Linked DNA regions of Homo sapiens: regions 2 and 3 are each linked to region 1. A link is an interaction called in ENCODE POLR2A ChIA-PET data of the cell type or tissue named here. Cell type or tissue: HepG2. All regions are shown on one strand. Links, peaks and the distances in the headings refer to the core of each region. The heading gives the core; the rest is flanking DNA.

Region 1 (7,798 bases), core at 1,112-6,111:
CCTTCCCTCTTCCTGTCCCTGCTGCCTGAATATCCCTTTCTTACAGCCCACCTTTCCCTCCCACCTGGTAACTTTTCCTCATTGTTTAAGAAACTATTTTCTTGGCTGGATGCGGTGGCTCACACCTGTAATCTCAGCACTTTGGGAGGCTGAGGTGGGTGGAACACCTGAGGTCAGGAGTTCGAGACCAGCCTGGCCAACATGGTGAAACCTCATCTCTACTAAAAATACAAAAATTAGCCGGGCATGGTGGTGGACGCCTGTAATCCCAGCTACCCGGGAGGCTGAGGCAGGAGAATCACTTGAACCCGGGAGGCAGAGGTTGCAGTGAGCCGAGATCGCACTACTGCACTCCAGCCTGGGCAACAGAGTGAGACTCCATCTCAAGAAAAAAAAACCAGCAACAAAAAAGAGAAACTACTTTATTGATGTTTTTTCCTCCTGAGCCCCTGCTGGTCTTATTGAATGTGTCACCTTGTATTATAATTGTTTTTATTTGTCACTGTTGTCATACTGCCTACTCTTTACCCTCTTCCCACATACATACACAAATGCACTCTTACTTACTGTGAGTTGAGGGTAGGGATTATGTCTTACTTGTTTTTGGATCCCTAATGCTAGCAGATTACTTGGCATGTTACATACTCAATACATATTGAAGTAATAAGAAGCATTTGATGTTGAACTTAGAGGATAATAAGTAAGATTTTGGTAATGCAAAGAAAGAAATTAAAGATGTGTATAATTTGAAGGCAGCAATATTAGGCTCAGATTAGAAAAAATACGACAATAGTAATTTGTCTTTTTTTGGCTAGCAAGTATATGTAGACAAATGGTAGAAAATAAGACAGGAAATATAAGATATTGTCTTAAGTAATTGGGAGCCTTTGAAAATTTTCCAGCACAAGTTTGATTTGGCCATACCGTGTTTTAGGATATTAATCTGGTTGCAGAATGGATTAGTAGGGTGAGTAGAGAGATTTTTTATGAGGCTTTTCTCTTACATAAGCAACTACATAAGTAAGGGAGATGGCAGCAGAAATAGGAGTCAGATATATGAATCCTAACTTGCCACTTAGTTTCATAGTCAAACATTCAACTCTCTAAGCCTCAGTTTTCTCATCTATACACTAAGAAGGTTGACAGAGTCTTTGGCAGCTCCAAAATCTTTGTTATATATTGTAAGAGAATCAATGACACTTGGCAAATGATTGGATGGTGGCTACAGGGGGGAGGTTTTAGAGACTGTTGAGGTTTTGAGCCACAGTGAATGGGAAAACAGTATTGCTGTTTACAGGAGTGGTAATTAGGTGTTTTTAGCGACAGTGGTAATGCTAGGATCTTTAAAAAATAAGACATCTAAAGCAAGTTGATTTTCCTAATTTGTGTCCTCAGAGTATAAGAAAATAGGATTTCAATGTTGAGGATACTTTCAGAGGAAACTAATGGTCAGGAGATAAGCCGCCCTTTTTTTTTCTTTTTTGAGACATTGTTTCACTGTGTTGCCCAGGCTGGAGTGCCTTGGCATGATCTTGGCTCACTGCACCCTCCACCTGCTGGGTTCAAGCAATCCTCGTGCCTCACCCTCCCCAGTAGCTGGGACTACAGGTGAGTGCCACCACTCCCAGCTAGTTTTTGTATTTTTAGTAGAGATGGGGTTTCGCTATGTTGGCCAAGCTGGTCTCAAACTCCTGGCCTCAAGTGATCTGCCCACCTTGGCCTCCCAAATGCTGAGATTACAGGTGTGAGCCACTGCACCTGGCTTTTTTTGGCTTTTTTTTTAAGACAGAGTCTCGCTGTGTCACCAGGCTGGAGTGCAGTGGGGTGATCTTGGCTCACTGCAACCTCTGCCTCCCAGGTTCAAGCGATTCTGCCTCAGCTTCCCAAGTAGCCGGGACTACAGGCGAATGCCACTACGCCCAGTAATTTTTGTATTTTTAGTAGAGACGGGGTTTCACCATGTTGACCAGGATGGTCTAGATCTCTTGACCTTGTGGTCTGCCCGCCTCGCTCTCCCAAAGTGCTGGGATTACAGGTGTGAGCCACTGCGCCCGGCATCTTTCTTTTTTCTTTCTTTCTTTTTTTTTTTTTTTTTTTAAGAGACTAGGTGTTACTATGTAATGCCCAAGCTGGTCTTGAACTCCTGGATACAAGCGATCTGCCCACCTCGGCCTCTCTAAGTGCTGGGATTGCAGGCATGAGCCACCACTGCACCCGGACTAAACTGCTCTTTTTAATAACAGTGTCCTGGCTGGGCGTGATGGCTCACGCCTGTAATCCCAGCACTTTGGGAGGCTGGGGTGGGTGGGTCACTTGAGGTCAGGAGTTCGAGACCAGCCTAGCCAACATAGTGAAACCCTGTCTCTACTAAAAATACAAAAATTAGCTAGGTGTGGTGGCAGGCGCCTGTAATCCCAGCTATTCGGGAGGCTGAGGCAAGAGAATCGCTTGAACACGCGAGGCGGAGGTTGCAGTGAGCCAAGATTGCGCCACTACACTCCAGCCTGGGCGACAGAGTCAGACTCTGTCTCAAAAAAGGAAAAAACAAGTTTACTTTGGTGGATTTAAGCTTGCACACCATCATTCTGGGGTTGTCTAGTCTCACTGGGAATTAGAGTGATTTCAAGTGACATCGCAAAGTGGACACTGATTAAAAGGTCAAATGGGCTGAGTTTCAAGAGATGGGAGAACAGGAAACCGAGTTTAGAGGGTGAGGAGTGTTTGTTTTGAGCGGGCTAAGGGTCGGGAATTGTTAGAGGGCCCCAGGAATTACTGTCTAAAAAGCCGTATTGGTATTGAAGGGTCACAGTGTCAAAAATGCACGGCAACCTTATGTGTTGTGGCAGAAAGAGTGCTTTAAAAGGCCCCATATTCCAGCTGGGCTGACTCCCACGATGGAGGGAAGAAGATTTGGCCCCTTTTATTAGGTAGTGGGATACGGTGTAGTCACTACAGGAGAGGGGTTGACAGGGCTGCTAGAAGGCCGGGGATTCAGAGGGAGGCGGAGCTGGCCTAGCGCGGAACCCTCCCTCCCAAGTTTATACTCTTCAGGGTGAAGAATTCAGAGTAGATGGTAGGGAATTTAATCTCCAGGACTGGTTTCGCGTACTATGAGACTGTTCCTCTGGCCAGCCCCCTTTTTTCAAGCAAGCTGCAGGCTTCGCCTCGGCCCTAGAAACCGGATAGGCCTCTCCGTGCGCTCTCAACCTAACCTGCGGGGGAGGGGGAAGGGAGCTCCTTATAGTCCCACCCTTTGCGCTGTTTTGCGTCTTTTCGCCTTTGGTGAGTGGCAGTGCGCTTCAGCCAATGATGGCGCGGGGCGGGCAGGAGCATCAGGTTAGGTTGCGCAGGAGGAGGGGGAACTGGTGCTGGAGAGACAGGGAGAGGGGCGAACCGGCCCCCCACAGCCACTGCAGGTAAAGCCACCTCTCTCCTCCACTGGGGTGAGGCACAGCTCGTTTTCTCCTTCAGGGCTTGTCGGGCCTCTCGGCCTGCAGCTTCCGCCCTAACATTGCTCCTATCCCGGGCATCCACACCCCCCACCCCCCGCATCTTCCCGTCTTGGCCATCCCCACCCTGGAGGGCACCCCCGCTAGCTCCTTACCTCAAGTGCATGTACCTCATTTCCATTTTGGGGTCTCCAGTTACCAGAAATCTTCCGCCTCTGCTGTATGGACCTTACTGGCACCAACCCCGGCAGTATGAGCAGGTAATGTACCCGGGTCCCCCCCACCCCCACCCCAGTCGCGTTTTCCTCTCCATCAACCCCTCACTTCCTCACCTCGCCCTTTCCCTTTTTTCATGAGTGCAGAATCTCTCTAGTTTCTTCTTTACCCCCTGAAAATACATGTCTTTAGCTGTCGTAGTTGCCTATTTTGCTTTTCCGATTTATTCACAAGGTCTTACTTTACCAGCCTTATATTCCCCCAAATGACCATACCCTTGATTGAGGTGTGAGTGCTTTCTCTTTCAGTAATTGGAAAACAGAAACAGAGTAGCCACACATTTGGCAGTGAGAATGGTGAAGACAGAGAAAATGGCCTAGGATCTTGATCTACTTAGGAAATCTGAGTGGCTCCAATTTGGTCCTATGTCTTTCCATCCTGATCCTTTGCTGACCCTAAATTGTGATTGCATTCACTTTGGATGTTTATTTTTCATTTCTGTATAAGATTTGAGACCCTTCGTGTCTCACGAATGTCTTCATGGTACAGTTTTAAAATACTTCTCTTTTAAAATTATGTTGGTGATTTTCATTTTAGCCCTTTGGATTATTTTATTTTCAAGGTATTTCTCATTTAAATTAAGCTGCTTCTACCCATCTTATGTTTCAGTAACATGTATTTATGTCTATCTGCAACTGATCTTCTTGAAAGGATACAGTTTCCAACAACAAGATTTGTTCTTTGAAGTAAATAAAATAGTTTATTCTTTTCTGAACCTTTGAGCAGCTAGAGGTTAAGTGGTCATGAGTGGTACTTTCTAAAAGTGCACATTACAGAAAGAGGTCAGCATGGCTCAATACTGCATTCGTTCATTGTCTTCTAAGAGGTTGTCACTACGGAGAAATCTATAAGTGGGCAATAGATATCTGTAGCTCATTTTACATAATTTTATCTATTAGACGACAGAACTAATCTCTTGCAGTGTTTCTCATCCATCATAAACAGTAAATGATGATAAACTCCTTTTGAGAGGCTATAGGAAATCTTATCCCATCCCAAAGATACTGGTAACTCTGCCAAGCCAGGAATGTTTCTTTCTCTGCCCTCTACTCCTCACGTGTCTTTTACAGATCTTCACTGGCCAAGAAGGCTTTGTCCAGTGTTAATAAATATAAATAGCCTAAACAATGAGATGTAGTTTTTTCACTTGATAAATATAAAATTATAATATTGAATACACCTTTAAGAACTGCACATTTATCTCCACCCTCGGTTCCCAGAAGCCCTTCTTAAGGGCCTTAGTCTCCATCCCCTGGTTGAGAATCACTGCTTTGTTGAAAGGTATGGAGAGATTGAGATGGAAAAATATAGGGTAGAATTAAAACAAAATACTTTATCATAGGACAGACAGTTTATTATAGAAATGGGCAAGGGTGAGGAATAATGTCAAATAAGAATGAGAGAGTTGGGACTCTAGATTTCCAAAAAAATCAAGAACTGTATTAAAGGTGGTAAAGCTGCAGAAGAACATCAGTTTGTACTTGTCTCAAGGGGAAGCAGTAGTTTCACCTTTAAGAAGGAGATGAAGTGAAGGGCTATACTGGCATATATAATAAAGTATTTTTCTACAGGTAACTGTATTGTTACTTGGCGATTATAGATAGATGGGCTTGGATTTTAACCTTAACTGACTAGTTTGTTACTTTTCCCTTCCACTGCCATCCCTCACCCCCTACATGCCCTCCAAGATTTCTGTCATGATTCTGGTCATTAGTTTGTAATTATGGAAAGTGACTAAGTACAACCACTAAGTTTTGTCTTTCCTTTTGAGCACATACATGTGTTTCTCTTTTGGGGACTGGTGGGCCAACACTGGCTTTTCATTCTTAATATGATAAAAGTTGGTGTGACTTCTTTATCTAGGCAGTTACTTTGCATTGAAACCAACTTAACATCTGTTCATTTTTGCTATTAGGGTTTGAATCAAGGAAAGAGAATTCATGAGATGGTTGAGAGGATTCATGAGATAGATGAGCTTGGTAGAATAAATAGGCCGTATGTGGATATAGCCAGGGTGACCCACAAGTAGTAGTAGAAGGAGGGTTAAAAAAAGTTAGATGTATGTTGGGAGAAGGTTTAATCTTGTAAGAGTCAAGGACAGTTTAAAGATAGGAACTAGAAAAGAAGTAGGAAACTAGCATAAAAATATGAGATGAATTGGGTCAGTATAGGTGAGAATGATGGGACTGAGAAGTAATGATACTTGGTGGCAAGGTTTTTGAATTATTAGGCATAGACCGAACTAGAAGAAGCAGAAATTTGGTTCGAAAATTGGGAAGGGAGAGATAAATGACAATGCATTGATCTTTAAAAAGCTTATACTAAGTCATATGGGGGTAAGGAGATTCATCAGAAACCATCAGCCTTGTTTCTCCTATTTAAAAAAAAAAAAATCTGGGCCTAAGATTGGATCATTATGGGGGAAAGGAAGAGCATTAGAATTAACAAATAGCAAGGAATCATGGAAGCGACAAAATACTCCATGGAATAAGGAGCAGGCTATAAACTATTTGCAACGTAAACTTCTGGTTAGTAGAAACTTTCAGCGTGGTGGCTCATGCCTATAATCCCAGCACTTTGGGAGGCTGAGGCGACGGCTCACCTCTGAAGTCGAGAGTCCGAGACCAGTCTGACTAACGTGGCGAAAACCTGTCTCTACTAAAAATACAAAATTAGCCGAGTGTGGTGGCGCAGGCCTGTAATCCCAGCTATTCGGGAGGCTGAGGCAGGAGAATCGCTTGAACCCAGGAGGTAGAGGTTGCGGTGAGCCGAGATCGCGCCATTGCACTCCAGCCTGGGCGACAAGAGTGAAACTCTGTCTCAGAAAAAAAAAAAAAAAAAAAAAGAAACTTTCACTGTTGTTTTTATATTACTCCTAGCTGTAGATACTTTAACTTCTGACGGTGAGTAGAGAATGAAAAATAATTGGTGCCAAAGTAGGTATACTGGAAAAAAGCTGATGATAATGGGAAGGAAATTTATTAATATCAAGTTATTGAGTAGGTTTTCGTTAAATCAGGAAGCATTCATAACTTTCCTGATTGCCATTTTGAGTAATTTGGAGGCAAATATTAGATATGAGAGGCTGGAATGAGCTGGTGGAATAGGCTAGCCAGGAATGGGAGATGGTATGGATCTTGGGTTGAGATATGAAAAGTATGCAATTACTGAAGCAAGGACGATCTTGTTTAACATTGTTGGAGATACCATGTATACTTTGTAATTTTGACTCACGTGTTTGTTCTCTTTGTCTGTTTTGGAGTATCTGATATATTAACCCATATTATATTGTTTTATAAGGATAAGTGAGATGGGTTGGGAAGGAAAAAACATAGCATGGGGGTTATATGGAAAAGTCTCCTTCAGTCAGGACTGTGCCTCTGACAAATTTCTTATCTGGTGTCTTCCAAAAGTTAGGAGAAATGGTCTTACCAAGCAAGACTTTCCTGTATTGTCAAATACTGTCATCATATACAAAGAACAGATATTTCTTTTTCATATATTTGGGTTTTATGGTGATATACTTCCCTGTCTTTGATAGCTTTTCTTTTTTCCACTAGTTTCATGAACTTAAAACCCTAGACATGGATTTTGTGAACCTACTTTCAGCCATTCATAAGACATGTTTTCAAGATAGGAAGCTTTTTACCATCTCATGTTAGAATCAAAGGATACCATTTAGTTTCTGTGAGGATCGAATGGTTTACTCCAGATAATGCGAGCAAGTATAATTCATTAACTGTTTTTTGATTAGCTACTATATGTGCTATGTCCTGCTGGTTCTTAGGGGATCCACAGATAAATAAAACATAGTCCCCACCATCCAAGAACTTTCTCCCAGAGAAAGAGGAGCTGGGCCATGGTACAGAGTTGTGGAGGGTGTACATTGCATACATTCATAACAAATTTTTATATATTTAGTATGGCAGTTTTCCAGGCATCTTGAGAAGTGGGCAACTTTTTACAATTTGCGCAAAGGAACCATTTGGGCCTTCAGAGGATATATTACAGACTTAGGTCATTATAATAAAATATTAAATATAAGTGTTTTAAGGTATAAACAATGGTGTGGG
Region 2 (7,798 bases), core at 1,237-6,236, 180 kb after region 1:
TGGGACATGTTGTGTTTGGGGATATAAAAAATAGTTTATTATGTTTAAGGGCTTCGCAGCTTAGTGAGGGAGACACATGAATGAAATAATGTCCATATATGATGAGAGGTAAACACATATCCTATAGAAGCATGCCAAAATAAGCTGGGGGCGTTGGTACCTGCCTGTAAGCCTGTAGTCACAACTAATTGGAAGGCTGAGGCAGGAGGGTCCCTTGGCCCAGGATTTGAGAGACTGTAGTGTGTGATGTGATTATCCACTGCACTCCAGGCTGGGCAACATAATGAGACCCCATCTTTTTTTTTTTTTTTTTTTTTGAGACAGTCTCGCTCTGTTTCCCAGGCTGGAGTGCAGTGGTGCCATCTTGGGTCACTGCAACCTCCACCTCCCGGGTTCAAGCGATTCTCCTGCCTCAGCCTCCCGAGTAGCTGAGACTACAGGCACGGACCACCATGCACGGCTAATTTCTGTATTTTTAGTAGTGACGAGGTTTCACCATGTTGGCCAGGCTGGTCTCAAACTCCTGATCTCATGGTCTGCCCGCCTCGGCCTCCCAAAGTGCTGGAATTACAGGCATGAGCCACTGCACCTGGCCTTAAATTTTTCTATTTTTAGTAGAGACAGGGTTCAGTAGAGATGCCATGTTGGCCAGGATGGTCTCAAGTTCCTGACCTCAGGTGATCCACCCGCCTCAGCCTCCTGAAGTTTTGGGATCACAGGTGTGAGCTGCCGCACCCAGCGAGACCCCATCTCTTTTTAAAAAAAGAAAGCATGCAGAAATGGTTACCTAACTAACCCTGAGAGGTCAGGGAATCCTTTTTTTATTATTTTTATTTATAACTTTAAATTTATAAATTTATTCCTTCTACCTTAATCACATAAAGGGATTTTTTTTTTTTTTTTTTTTTAAATAAGACGGAGTCTCGCTCTGTCACCTAGACTGGAGTGCAGTGGTGTGATCTTGGCTCACCACAACCTCTGCCTCCTGGTTTCAAGCAGTTCTCTGTCTCAGCCTCCCGAGTACCTGGGATTACAGGCACCTGCTACTATGCCCGGCTAATTTTTTTTTTTTTTTTTTGAGATGGAGTCTTGTTCTGTTGCCCAGGCTGGAGTGCAGTGGCACGATCTCGGCTCACTGCAAGCTCTGCCTCCCAGGTTCACGCCATTCTCCTGCCTCAGCCTCCCAAGTAGCTGGGACTACAGGCGCCCGCCACTACGCCCGGCTAATTTTTTTGTATGTTTAGTAGAGACGGGGTTTCACCGTTTTAGCCGGGATGGTCTCGATCTCCTGACCTCGTGATCCGCCCGCCTCGGCCTCCCAAAGTGCTGGGATTACAGGCGTGAGCCACCGCGCCCGGCCCACCTGACTATTTTTTATTGTTTTTTTTTTTTTTTGGTGGAGACAGGTCTCATTTTGTTTCCCAGGCTGGTCTCAAAAACTCCTGGAAGATTTTAATTTTTAGGAATGTCTTTCTAATAACAGTATGGAAATGGTGTAGAGGAAATGAGATTGGAAGTAGGAGATTAATAAAGGAGATATTAAAATCCAAGAAAGAATAACGACCTGGCTTGGACAAAGGTAATGCTATGAGATTAGAGATTAGGAGGTAAAATTAGGAGCATCTCAGGATGGATGTGATAAGGTGGACAAGAACACAGATTTGGCATGATTGCTGGTTTCTAGCTTCTGGGATAGGGATAGATATTGGGGAATGAATGAAGGGAGCAGATTATAGTTTGAGGGTGGGAAAAAGAATATTTTAAACATCTTGGAGGTATTCAAGGAACATTCAAGTATAAGATGTTTTATTAAGTATCTGAGTACTATTTGAAAATCATTAGGTTTGGGCATATAGGGATGAACAAAACATGTCCCCTGCCCTCTTAGATATTATAGATCATTGAGGGAAGAAACAAAGTAAATGGCACTTTTCACAGTAAGGATCGATGAAGGAAAAGAAGAGCGTGGATGAGAAGATGGCAAGGGAACCAAAATTAGAACATGGAATTTGGGGGATGCTGCCAGGGAAGCTTAGCTACGTGGAAGTAGCTAATGGTGAAGCTCATTCTGTAAGAAAACCATATGTGAAAGCACAGATAATGAGGGGGAACAAGACTTGGCCTCCAAGTAAGAAATAATACTGGAAAATAATTACCAAGAATACATAGATGAGGGATGGAGTTAGAGAGGTAGGCAAGGACCAAACATTTCATAGCACGGGACCTTAGAGGGTCTTGTTTAAGATCCTGTCTTGGGCACAAGTAGAATCTATTGAAGGATTTTGAAGAAGAGGTCTGGTTTATCTTCTGTTGTGTAGGGAATATTAGTGATGAGAACTAAGAGGGCAAGTAGGGCAGTAAGTTTGGAGACCTATTAGAGTAGGCCACTGTCTCAATCTCTTGAAGAAAATAATCATCCCAAGCCTAACAATAACTTGCCCTGGTTTTTCAAATGAGTTTTTATTGGGTGTATTAATGAGCAAAATCAGTCTGAGTAAGATAGGTTGAGAACTGATGAGGCTCCAGGAAATTACTAATTATTTCTGATACCTTGTTGGGTCATATAATGGCTTTCTGATTTGGCAGAAAAAAGTAGCAGGACATTAATTTATGGAAGTATTCTAAACACTTGACTATGTCCAACACTGTTAAAGTTGTGAGTTTGTGTTAACTTAATCATCATCAAAACCTTGAGTAGGAGTAGATACTGTTATTCATGTTTTAGAGGTGAGAATATTGGAGTACAGAATTTAAATAACTTGCCTAAAGTTAAACTGCTTTAGTGGTTTAGCATGGATTCAACCCTGGGATTAAGGGTGCAGATTTCAACACTTAATGATAGTAGACTCCTTTCGTCACTTTGATATGTTGAACTTTTTTTTTTTTTTGAGACATAGTCTCGCTCTGTCACCAGGCTGGAGTGCAGTGGCATGATCTCTGGCTCACTGCAACCTCCGCCTCCTGGGTTCAAGCGATTCTTGTGCCTCCGCCTCCTGAGTAGCTGGGATTGCAGGCATGCACCACCACACCCAGCTAATTTTTATATTTTAGTAGAGATGGGGTTTCACCATGTTGGCCAGGCTGGTCTAGAAATCCTGACCTCGTGATCCGCCCACCTCGATTTCCCAAAGTGCTGGGATTACAGGCGTGAGCCACTGTGTCCGGCTGAGCATTCTAGAAAAACAGATTTTAGTTTGGTTAAAGTTCCAAAGAACAACTTTGGACTTTTATTATTAAAATTTTAAAACTAAATATGTTTATATTTTTGCCCTTGATTTCCCAACACCTTAAATGGCTTAAAGATGTGTATATGTGCAAGGTAGTTAATGTTTAGGTAGATGTATCTTGGTAAAATGTTACCATGGTTGTGATGGCATTGTTAATAGGGAAGCAAGCACATTTTAAAAGTGAGCTTTAGGCCAGTTGCAGCAGTTTATGCCTATAATCCCAGCACTTTGGGAGGCTGAAGTTGGAGGATAGCTTAAGGCCAGGAAAGTCTGGCAACATAGCAAGAGCCTGTCTACAAAAAGCTGGGCACGGTGGCACACAGCTGTAGTGTAGCTCCCTGGGAGGCTGAGGCGGTAGAATTAATTGAGTTCAGGAGTTTGAGGTCAGTGTGAGTTATGATTGCGCCACTGTACTCCAGCCTGGGTGACAAGAGTGAGACCCTATCTCTTAAAGTAAAAAAACAAAAGTGAGCTATCTTTTTTTTTTTTCTAAGACTTATAAAACCGAAGTGAACTTCAGTTAGAAAAAAATTATTTGTGGTTAAAAAAGAACCACGGAGACGGATGCATTAACTAAGCCCAGGGGTCCTTTTTCAATCCTCATCTCACTTGACCTGTTGGTTCCATTTAACCAGATCTCTTCCTTGAAACGTTTTTATTTTTTTTTTACTTTGCTTCCAGGTTTTTGTTACATGTTTCTGTTACATGTTAAACTTCTTTCTGTTGGAGTGCCCCATGGTTCAGTCCTTCCACTTCTCTTTTCTGTCCACACTCTGGGTCCAATTTCATTCAGATTCATTCATGATGTAATATACCACCTATAAGCTGATTTCGACACTTAAGATCAACAGCCTATACTTTTCTTTCGAATGTCATACCAATTCAGTTTACCTGCATGACAACTCTGTTGAATATCCAATATGTCAACTTAAAAGTGCAAAACTGTGCTCCTGATGTTCATGCCTCAAACCAGTCTCTTGTGTACTGTTGCCTTTTTCAGTTAATGAAACAATTTTTGTGTCTCTTGGGCCAAAGATTTTGGCTAGCCATCCTTGACTTTTACTCTTCTCACCTTTGGCCTATTAGAAAATCATGTTGGCCAGGTGTGGTAGCTCAGGCCTGTAATCCCAGCACTTTGGGAGGCTGAGGGAGGCGCATCGCTTGAGCTCAGGGGTTTGAGACCGGCCTGGGCAACATGGTGAAACCCTGTCTCTTCAAAAATATACAAAAATTAGCCAGGAGTGGTGGCAAGTGTCTGTAGTCCCAGCTACTTGAGAGACAGGCATGAGAATCGCTTGAGCCCAGGAAGCAGAGGTTGCAGTGAGCCGAGATCGCACCCGCACCATTGCACTCCAGCCTGGGTGACAGAGCAAGACCCTATCACAAAAAAAAGAAAGGAAAAAATGCTGTCAGCTCTTCAAAATATACCACTACTCATACTGTCGACACTTGGTCCAATTTCAAGCCACCCTTGTCTCCTGTGCATTATTATATATAATAGGTTTGTATTTCTTTTGTCCCTCCCCACTAGTTTTGTTCTTAAAAGTGATAGCTAGATTGATCCTAAAATGTATTGTTTGAAGGATTTTTTTTTTGGGGGGGAGATGGAGTTTTGCTCTCTTTGCCCAGGCTGTAGTGCAGTGGTGCGAGCTCGGCTCACCGCAACCTCTGCCTCCCGGGTTCAAGCAGTTCTCCTGCCTCAGCCTTCCAAGTAGCTGGGATTACAGGCACCAGCCACCAAGCCCAGCTAATTTGTTTTTTATTTTTAGTAGAGACAGGGTTGCACCATGTTGGCCAGGATAGTCTCGATTTCTTGACCTTGTGATCTGCCCGTCTCTGCCTCCCCAAAGTGCTGGGATTACAGGCGTGATCCACCACGCCTGGCCATTGAAAAATGTTTTGCCTGAAAACAAACAACCTAATGGCTGCCTTTTTCAGCATTGAAGTCAAAAATTTTTCTGTGATTTACAGGGCATCCCACGTGATTTGTTGTGTCCCTTCCCTTGCTGTTAATATACTGTGCTTCAGCCACACTGGCCTTCTTAACTGTATTGAACACATTGGATATGTTTCCACTTTAGGGCTTTTCCTTGGAATTTTCTCTGACTCATACAGTTTGGTTCCTCAGTTCCTCTGAGACTTTTTACTCAGAAGCTACCCCCTTAGTGATGTGTCTTCCCTTATTTAGCGCTTTAAGCTCCCCTTCTCCTAAATACTCTTTAGCACTTATCACCAACTGTAGAATTTGTTTTTTTCTATGTAAAGACATAAGAGATATGTCCAGAAATACATATGCCAAACAATTAACATTGATTGCCTCTGGGCAAGAAGTGGGATTTAGGAGATTTGAAACTTGTGTACTATGTGCTTAAGACTATTATAATGATCAATGTGGTAGTATTTTCCTTCTAATTAAAAAGCTTAAAAATGTACATCAACTCTTGTGATTCTGTGTGGGCATAAATAGCATAGCTAGTCTGTGTAATAGGGGTTTAGTAAGCAGTGTTAATAGTTGAAGAAACTGCTTTAAAAGGTTTAGCTGTGATAGAGTCGAGTTAGCATTTGAGCACATAGACTACCGTGTTGCCTGTATCAACATTTGGGAGAGCTTGACCATTTTAAAAATATGTATTCTCTACTGAGAAAGCATGGCTATTTGTAAGAGGTAGAGTGAATTAGAGAACTTTTTTTTTATTATTTCTACCTAATCTGATTCTGACTTTACCAGTCTGAAATATTCTTCCTGTTTTCTAATTATATTGACCTATGGCTCCTGAGTTGATTTTAAAACTGAAAAAACTCCAGGAGTTCATTGAACCAGATTTAGGCTTTTCTGGCTAGTCTTGAATAACATTTAGGAGTTTAGTAGAGTACATTTTGAACAAAAATTTTCCTCCAGTCCTCTAACTAAAATAGGTATTCTGAAGAGGATAAACTATTCATAATGCATTGTCACTCCCTATATTGATCCTTTAAATAAAATCTTCACATAAGTGGGTTTTCTAGCTTCAGAGCGAGAAGAAAAGTTTTCTCATGCTATTACCCTTAAGTTTGTGGAATTCATGCTAGAGTTATGGCTATGCTGTTTAAAATGGAGTTTTTCTGGTTTTTTTTTTTGTTTTTTTTTTGAGACTAGAGTCTCGCTCTGTTGCCCAGGCTGGAGTGCAATGGCACGATCTTGGCTCACCGCAACCTCCGCCTACCGCAACCTCCGCCTCCCGGATTCAAGTGATTCTCCTGCCTCAGCTTCCCGAGTAGCTGGGATTACAGGCGCCTGCCACCACGCCTGGCTAATTTTTGTATTTTTACAAGAGACAGGGTTTCACCATGCTGGCCAGGCTGGTCTCGAACTCGCGACCTCAGGCAATCCGCCCATCTCGGCCTCCCAAAGTGCTGGGATTACAGGCGTGAGCCACCGCAGCTTGCTAAAATGGAGTTTTATTACTCCTTTGAAAAGGAATACTAGTCAAGTGACTGAAGATTGATGTGGATTTGGGAGAGGAGGTACCTCATCTTTATCTTACCTTTGATCCGAATAAAGTAATACATGCTCATAGAACATTTTTAGAAAATACAGCTATCCAAAGATAACATTTGGGGTGTTCTTCCAGGCTTTTTGGGGCTTATATAAACTTCAAAAAGCACTGTCATACAGCATATATATTTAAGTAATAATTTTAAATTTAACCTGAATAGCTTATGTTAGTAGATACAGATCTCTGAAAAATTTGTAGTAGTTACATAGTATTATATACTCTATAATACTACATGGTACATTGTATACTTGTACTATATTTTATTTTACCAATACACTGTTGTACTCGTCCCCATTTTTTCTTTTGTAAACAAAGCTTTGGACAGTCAAAACTACAGTTGTGCATATCTTTATTTTCTTACATTTAAGCCCCAGAAATATAATTATTCAAGGGTATGCACATCTTTTTTGCCGGGGAGGTGGGCAGAGTATGCACTTTTTTTTTTTTTTTTTTTGAGACGGAATCTCACTCTAGCCCAGGCTGGAGTGCAGTGGCATGGTCTCACTGCAAGCTCCCTCTCCCGGGTTCATGCCATTCTCCTGCCTCAGCCTCCTGAGTAGCTGGGACTATAGGTGCGTGCCAACACACCCAGCTAATTTTTTAATTTTTTTTTGGTAGAGACGGGGATTCACCGTGTTAGCCAGGATGGTGTCGATTTGCTGACCTCGTGATCTGCCCGCCTTAGCCTCCCAAAGTGCTGGGATTACAGGCCTGAGCCACCGCGCCTGGCCGCACATTTTAAAAAGTTCTTAAGTTTGTTCTCCAGAAGCTAATAAGTTTAGCAATTTATTGGCAGTGTTAGCGGCCACTAATACTTAATTTCTAGTTTTGTGAATTACTTTGGATCTTTTGCTTTAAGATTTGACCCTGTATTATTCTGAAGGATTTGCTAAGTTTTTAAGTTGAATAGTAAAAATGTTGATAGATTTTGAGTGAAACATTGATACAATGTTGTCTATATTTCTGTGTATAGTTTGAGATTCACATGTAATTTTTGTTTTCAGGTGCATGCACATCTTTGGTGCTATCTTTTTT
Region 3 (5,000 bases), core at 1-5,000, 130 kb after region 1:
CTTTGGGAAGTTGAGGCGGGCAGATCACGAGGTCAAGAGATTGAGACCATCCTGGCCAACATAGTGAGACCCCATCTCTACTAAAAATACAAAAATTAGCTGGGTGTGGTGGTGCGCACCTGTAGTCCCAGCTACTCAGGAGGCTGAAGCAGGAGAATTGCTTGAACCTGGGAGGGGGAGGTTGCAGTGAGCCGAGATTGCACCACTGCACTCCAGCCTGGCGACAACAGAGTGAGACTGTCTCAAAAAATAATGATAATAATAATAATAATAGTAAAATACACCCGGCACGGTGGCTCACGCTTATAATCCCAGCACTTTGGAAGGCTGAGGCGGGTGGATCACGAGGTCAAGAGATTAAGACCATCCTGGCCAACGTGGTGAAACCCCGTCTCTACTAAAAATACAAAAATTAGCTGGGCATGGTGGCGCACACCTGTAGTCCCAGCTACTCGGGAGGCTGAGGCAGGAGAATCACTTGAACCTGGGAGGTGGAGATTACAGTGAGCTGAGATCTCGCCACTGCACTCCAGCTTGGGTGACAGAGTGAGTCTCTGTCTCGGAAAATAAAAATAAAATAAAATAAAATAATAGAAAGAAGATTAGGCTGGGCGCAGGGGCTCACGCCTGTAATCCCAGCACTTTGGGAGGTCGAGGAAGGCGAATCACCTGAGGTCAGGAGTTCGAGACCAGCCTGGCCAACATGGTGAAACCCCCTCTCTACTAAAAATATAAAAATTAGCCAGGTGTGGTGGTGGGTGCCTGTAATCCCAGCTACTCAGGAGGCTGAGGCAGGAGAATTTGCTTGAACCCGGAAGATGGAGATTGCAGTGAGCTGACAAGGTGCCACTACACTTCAGCCTGGGCAACAAAGTGAGACTCTGTCTCAAAAAAAAAAAAAAAAAAAAAAAAAAAAAAAAAAAAAGACTATTATTCCTGAACCTAGGAGCTCACGTTTTCTTTATTGTTTGAAAGATTGAAAGAGATACTGGGGAGGATTTGGGTTCACTCCACTCTATCTCATTGATTCCCTGTCTAGCTGCTGATTAGAATAACCTGGAGAGATCTTAAAATTACACTGCCTGAATTCTACCCCCCAAATAATTGAAAGGGAATCTCAGAGATGGGGCCCAGGGATCTGTTATGGTCTTTTTTTGTTTTGTTTTGTTTTGTTTTTGAGACAGAGTCTTGCTCTGTTGCCCAGGCTGGAGTGCAGTAGCATAATCTTGGCCCAGTGCAACCCCTGCCTCTCGGGTTCAAGCTATTCGCCTGCCTCAGCCTCCCAAGTAGCTGGAATTACAGGCATGAGCCATCACACCCGGCTAATTTTGGTATTTTCAGTAAAGATGGGGATTCACCATGTTGGCCAGGCTGTTTTCGATCTCCTGACCACAAATGATCCACCCACCTTGGCCTCCCAAAGTACTGGGATTACAGGCATAAGCCACCGCACCCGGCCTGGATCTGTGGTTTTAAAATATCTCCAGGTTGAAAACTTATATCCATACAAAAAACGACACATAATGTTAATAGCAGCTTTATTCATAATTGCCAAAACTTGGAAGCAACTAAGACATCTTTCGGTAGCTGAATGGATAAATAAACTGGTACATGTAGACAATCGAATGTTATTTGGTGTTTTGAAAAAATGAGCTTTCAAACCTTAAAAGACATGGAGCAAGCTTAAATGCATATTACTAAGTGAAAGAAGCCAATTTGAAAAGGCCACATACTGTGTAATCCCAACTATATGACATTCTAGAAGAGGCAAAACTGGAGACAGTAAAAAGATCAGTGGTTGCCAGGACTGGAGGTAAAAGACATGACTAGGTGGAACACAGAGGACTTTTGGGGGAGTAAAGCTATTCTGTATGATGCTATAATGATGGATACATGTCCTTACACATTTGTCAAAACCCATAGAATGTACAACACCGGCCAGGCGCAGTGGCTTACGCCTGTAATCCCAGCACTTTGGGAAGCTGAGACAGGCGGATTACGAGGTCAGGAGATCGAGACCATCCTGGCTAACATGGTGAAACCCCGTCTCTACTAAAAATACAAAAAAATTAGCCGGGCATGGTGGCGGGCGCCTGTAGTCCCAGCTACTCAGGAGGCTGAGGCAGGAGAACGGCATGAACCCAGGAGGCAGAGCTTGCAGTGAGCCGAGATCACGCCACTGCCCTCCAGCCTGGGCAACTGAGCGAGACTCCATCTCAAAAAAAAAAAAAGAATGTACAACACCAAGAATGAACCCTAATGTAAACTATTAAATGATGGTCAGGTGATAATGATGTGTCAATGTAGTTTCACTGATTGTAACAAATGCACCACTCTGGTACGGGGTGCTGATAGTTGGGGAGGCTGTGTGTGTATGGAGGCAATGGGTATACAGGAACTCTATTTCCTGCTTAATTTTGCTATAAAACTAAAACTTGTCTGAAAAATACATTTTTAAAAAAGTTTTCCAGGAATTTATGCACAGAGAGGGCTAAGAATCCCTATCTGGTGATGAGGATGAAGTCGTTTTCCTTCTATATAGTGAGGCAGCAAATATCCTTTTATACATAAACTTATCTCCTTTAGGTTAATTTCTTTCTTTCTTTCTTTCTTTCTTTCTTTCTTTCTTTCTTTCTTTCTTTCTTTCTCTCTCTCCTTCCTCCCTCCCTTCCTTCCTTCCTTCCCTCCCTCCCTCCTTCCTTCTTTCCTCTTTTTTTTTTTTTTGACAGAGTTTTGCTCTTGTTGCCCAGGCTGGAGTGCAATGGTGCAATCTCGGCTCACTGCAACCTCCGCCTCCCAGGTTCAAGGGATTTTCCTGCCTCAGCCTCCTGAGTAGCTGGGATTACAGGCACCGGCCACCATACCTGGCTAGTTTTTTTGTATTTTTAGTACAGACGGGGTTTCACCACGTTGGCCAGGCTGGTCTTGAACTCCCGATCTCAGGTGATCCACCTGCCTTGGCCTCCTAAAGTGCTGGGATTACAGGCGTGAGCCACTGCGCCCAGAAGGTTAATTCATTTCTTTTCTTTTCTTTTCTTTTTTTTTTTTTGAGACCAAGTTTTGTTCTTGTTGCCCAGGCTAGAGTGCAATGGCGTTATCTCAGCTCACTGAAACCTCTGCCTCCCAGGTTCAAGTGATTCTCCTGCCTCAGCCTCCCTAGTAGCTGGGATTTACAGGTGCCTGCCACCATGCCTGGCTAATTTTTGTATTTTTAGTAGAGACAGGGTTTCTCCATGTTGGCGAGGCTGGTCTCGAACTCCTGACCTCAGGTGATCGGCCTGCCTCGGCCTCCCAAAGTGCTGGGATTACAGGCGTGATCCATGGTGCCCGCAGGTTAATCCATTTCTTAACCTACGAGGGACTCCGTGTCTACTACTCCGATTGAATTTAATCCCAAACACTCTTTTCCTCTGAGATGGAGGAAAGGTATAAATAAGAATCTCTTAGCTTTTTCAGTTCGTTTTGGTTTGAGGCATGGAGTGCCACACTCTTACCGAAGCTCTGCAGCCTTCTGAGCACACTCCAATGAGCTTCTCTGTTCAAAATTTTCATCTTTAGGCCACATTTTCTCAGGAGACTTGGGTGGCTCTTCCACTTGCATGGTATTGCTGGCCATGATGTGGGCACTGTTAGGCATGCATAGACCAATGGGTTTAGCCATACTTATGACACTGCTGAAAGAAATTATGCTGTTAGAACCAGAAACACTAAATACAAAAAGGATACTTAGAAACTGTTGTTACAGGAGTTTAGAATTGGGTTCTTACACATATAAAAAGAAATTAAGTGAATCAGTAACCTTGGTACATGTCGAGGAAAATCTTATAAAATACAGCTTTCAAATGTCAAACAAAACATAAAGGAATTATGGGCCAGGCGTGGTGGCTCACACCTGTAATCCCAGCACTTTGGGAGGCCAAGGCGAGCAGATCACAAGGTCAGGAGTTGGAGACAAGCCTGGCCAACATAGTGAAACCCTGTGTCCACTAAAAATACAAAAATTAGCTGGGCATGGTGGCACATGCCTGTAGTCCCAGCTACTTAGGAGGCTGAGGCAGGAGAATTGCTTGAACCTGGGAGGCAGGGGTTGCAGTGAACCAAGATCACGCTGCTGCACTCCAGCCTGGGCAACAGAGCAAGACTCCATCTCAAAAAAAAAAAAAAAAAAAAAACACAACAAAGGAATTATGACCTAAGGAAAAAAATATAAATGTAAATAGAGGGAATACCTTCAACTGAGAAATGGACCTTTATTTTCATTTCCTCAGAGAACAGAGAGACGCTTGTTTTCCACTTTTAAGCAATGAAGTTGGAATTTGACCTAGGGTCGACTTTCATCTTCCCTGATCATGCTGAAAAGACTCAAATCACCAACATTCATTTGTTCCCTAAATGATGTCTTTCTAATTAAAGTGGCAGGAATAACAACATGGGATAAATGAGAAGAACTCACAGTTCACTGGGTTTACTGGCTACTTCACCTCTGTTTTCATTTGTCGCATGCTCCTTAAACGATGGAGGGGCTGTGTAGCTCAGCCTGTCCCTTGGCCCTAAAAGTTTAGACAGAAGATGCAGACTCGGGCAACAGTACCCTCCGGAACACCAAGTACTGAAACTGGAACATGAAGGGCTGGGCATAGAGTCTTGAGACCTGGGTGAAACCCTTGTATGACAAATGGTCCCCGAGGAGCAGTTTTTTTTTTACTCTTGCAAAAAACTGCAACTAAAGTCAGCCAGACTATAGATCCTCAAGTGAGTAAGTACAAATAGGAAGAAAAAAGAAAGGTGGAAGCTTGTCCAGGGCAGAGACTGTGTGTCTAACTCTAACCATCTTTGTATCTAGTGCCCAGTACATAACAGGTGGCCAGCTATGCTGAACTGTTAAATGGAACTGAAATTTAAATTCATGCAAGTTTTCTACTTTCAGTTGTTTTTGCATGCGTTTGGTTGTCTGGAGTATGGAACTTGAAATTATAGGACCACACTAAGCAAAATAAGTG

Evidence for each region. Peaks named below come from ENCODE experiments on the same cell type or tissue, not always from the same donor. Only the 100,000 strongest peaks of a DNase experiment are listed, where the experiment ranks them.
Region 2: POLR2A ChIA-PET joins it to region 1 with 5 read pairs; 10 of 35 experiments call an interaction of 5 or more read pairs at or near these places.
Region 3: POLR2A ChIA-PET joins it to region 1 with 6 read pairs; 6 of 35 experiments call an interaction of 5 or more read pairs at or near these places.

Annotation. Positions count from the first base shown.
Region 1 is chr14:21,432,812-21,440,609 of GRCh38, reverse strand. The region is part of intron 1 of CHD8 (chromodomain helicase DNA binding protein 8); the gene reads left to right. Among named protein-coding and RNA genes, the nearest start is that of CHD8, 19 kb to the left of the region's middle. RefSeq lists enhancers at 2,748-2,927, 2,958-3,117, 2,905-3,448. In HepG2, for the core only: no CTCF peak of the experiment used is centred there; DNase peaks (open chromatin) are centred at 2,689 and 3,249; H3K4me3 peaks cover 2,031 bases; H3K27me3 peaks cover 392 bases.
Region 2 is chr14:21,253,480-21,261,277 of GRCh38, reverse strand. The region is part of intron 2 of HNRNPC (heterogeneous nuclear ribonucleoprotein C); the gene reads left to right. Among named protein-coding and RNA genes, the nearest start is that of HNRNPC, 12 kb to the left of the region's middle. RefSeq lists an enhancer at 6,031-6,968. In HepG2, for the core only: no CTCF peak of the experiment used is centred there; no DNase peak of the experiment used is centred there.
Region 3 is chr14:21,302,038-21,307,037 of GRCh38, reverse strand. RPGRIP1 (RPGR interacting protein 1) reads right to left here. Exons shown (of 25, transcript NM_020366.4): 5 at 4,454-4,550; 6 at 3,495-3,707. Among named protein-coding and RNA genes, the nearest start is that of RPGRIP1, 24 kb to the right of the region's middle. In HepG2, for the core only: no CTCF peak of the experiment used is centred there; a DNase peak (open chromatin) is centred at 4,307; H3K4me3 peaks cover 745 bases.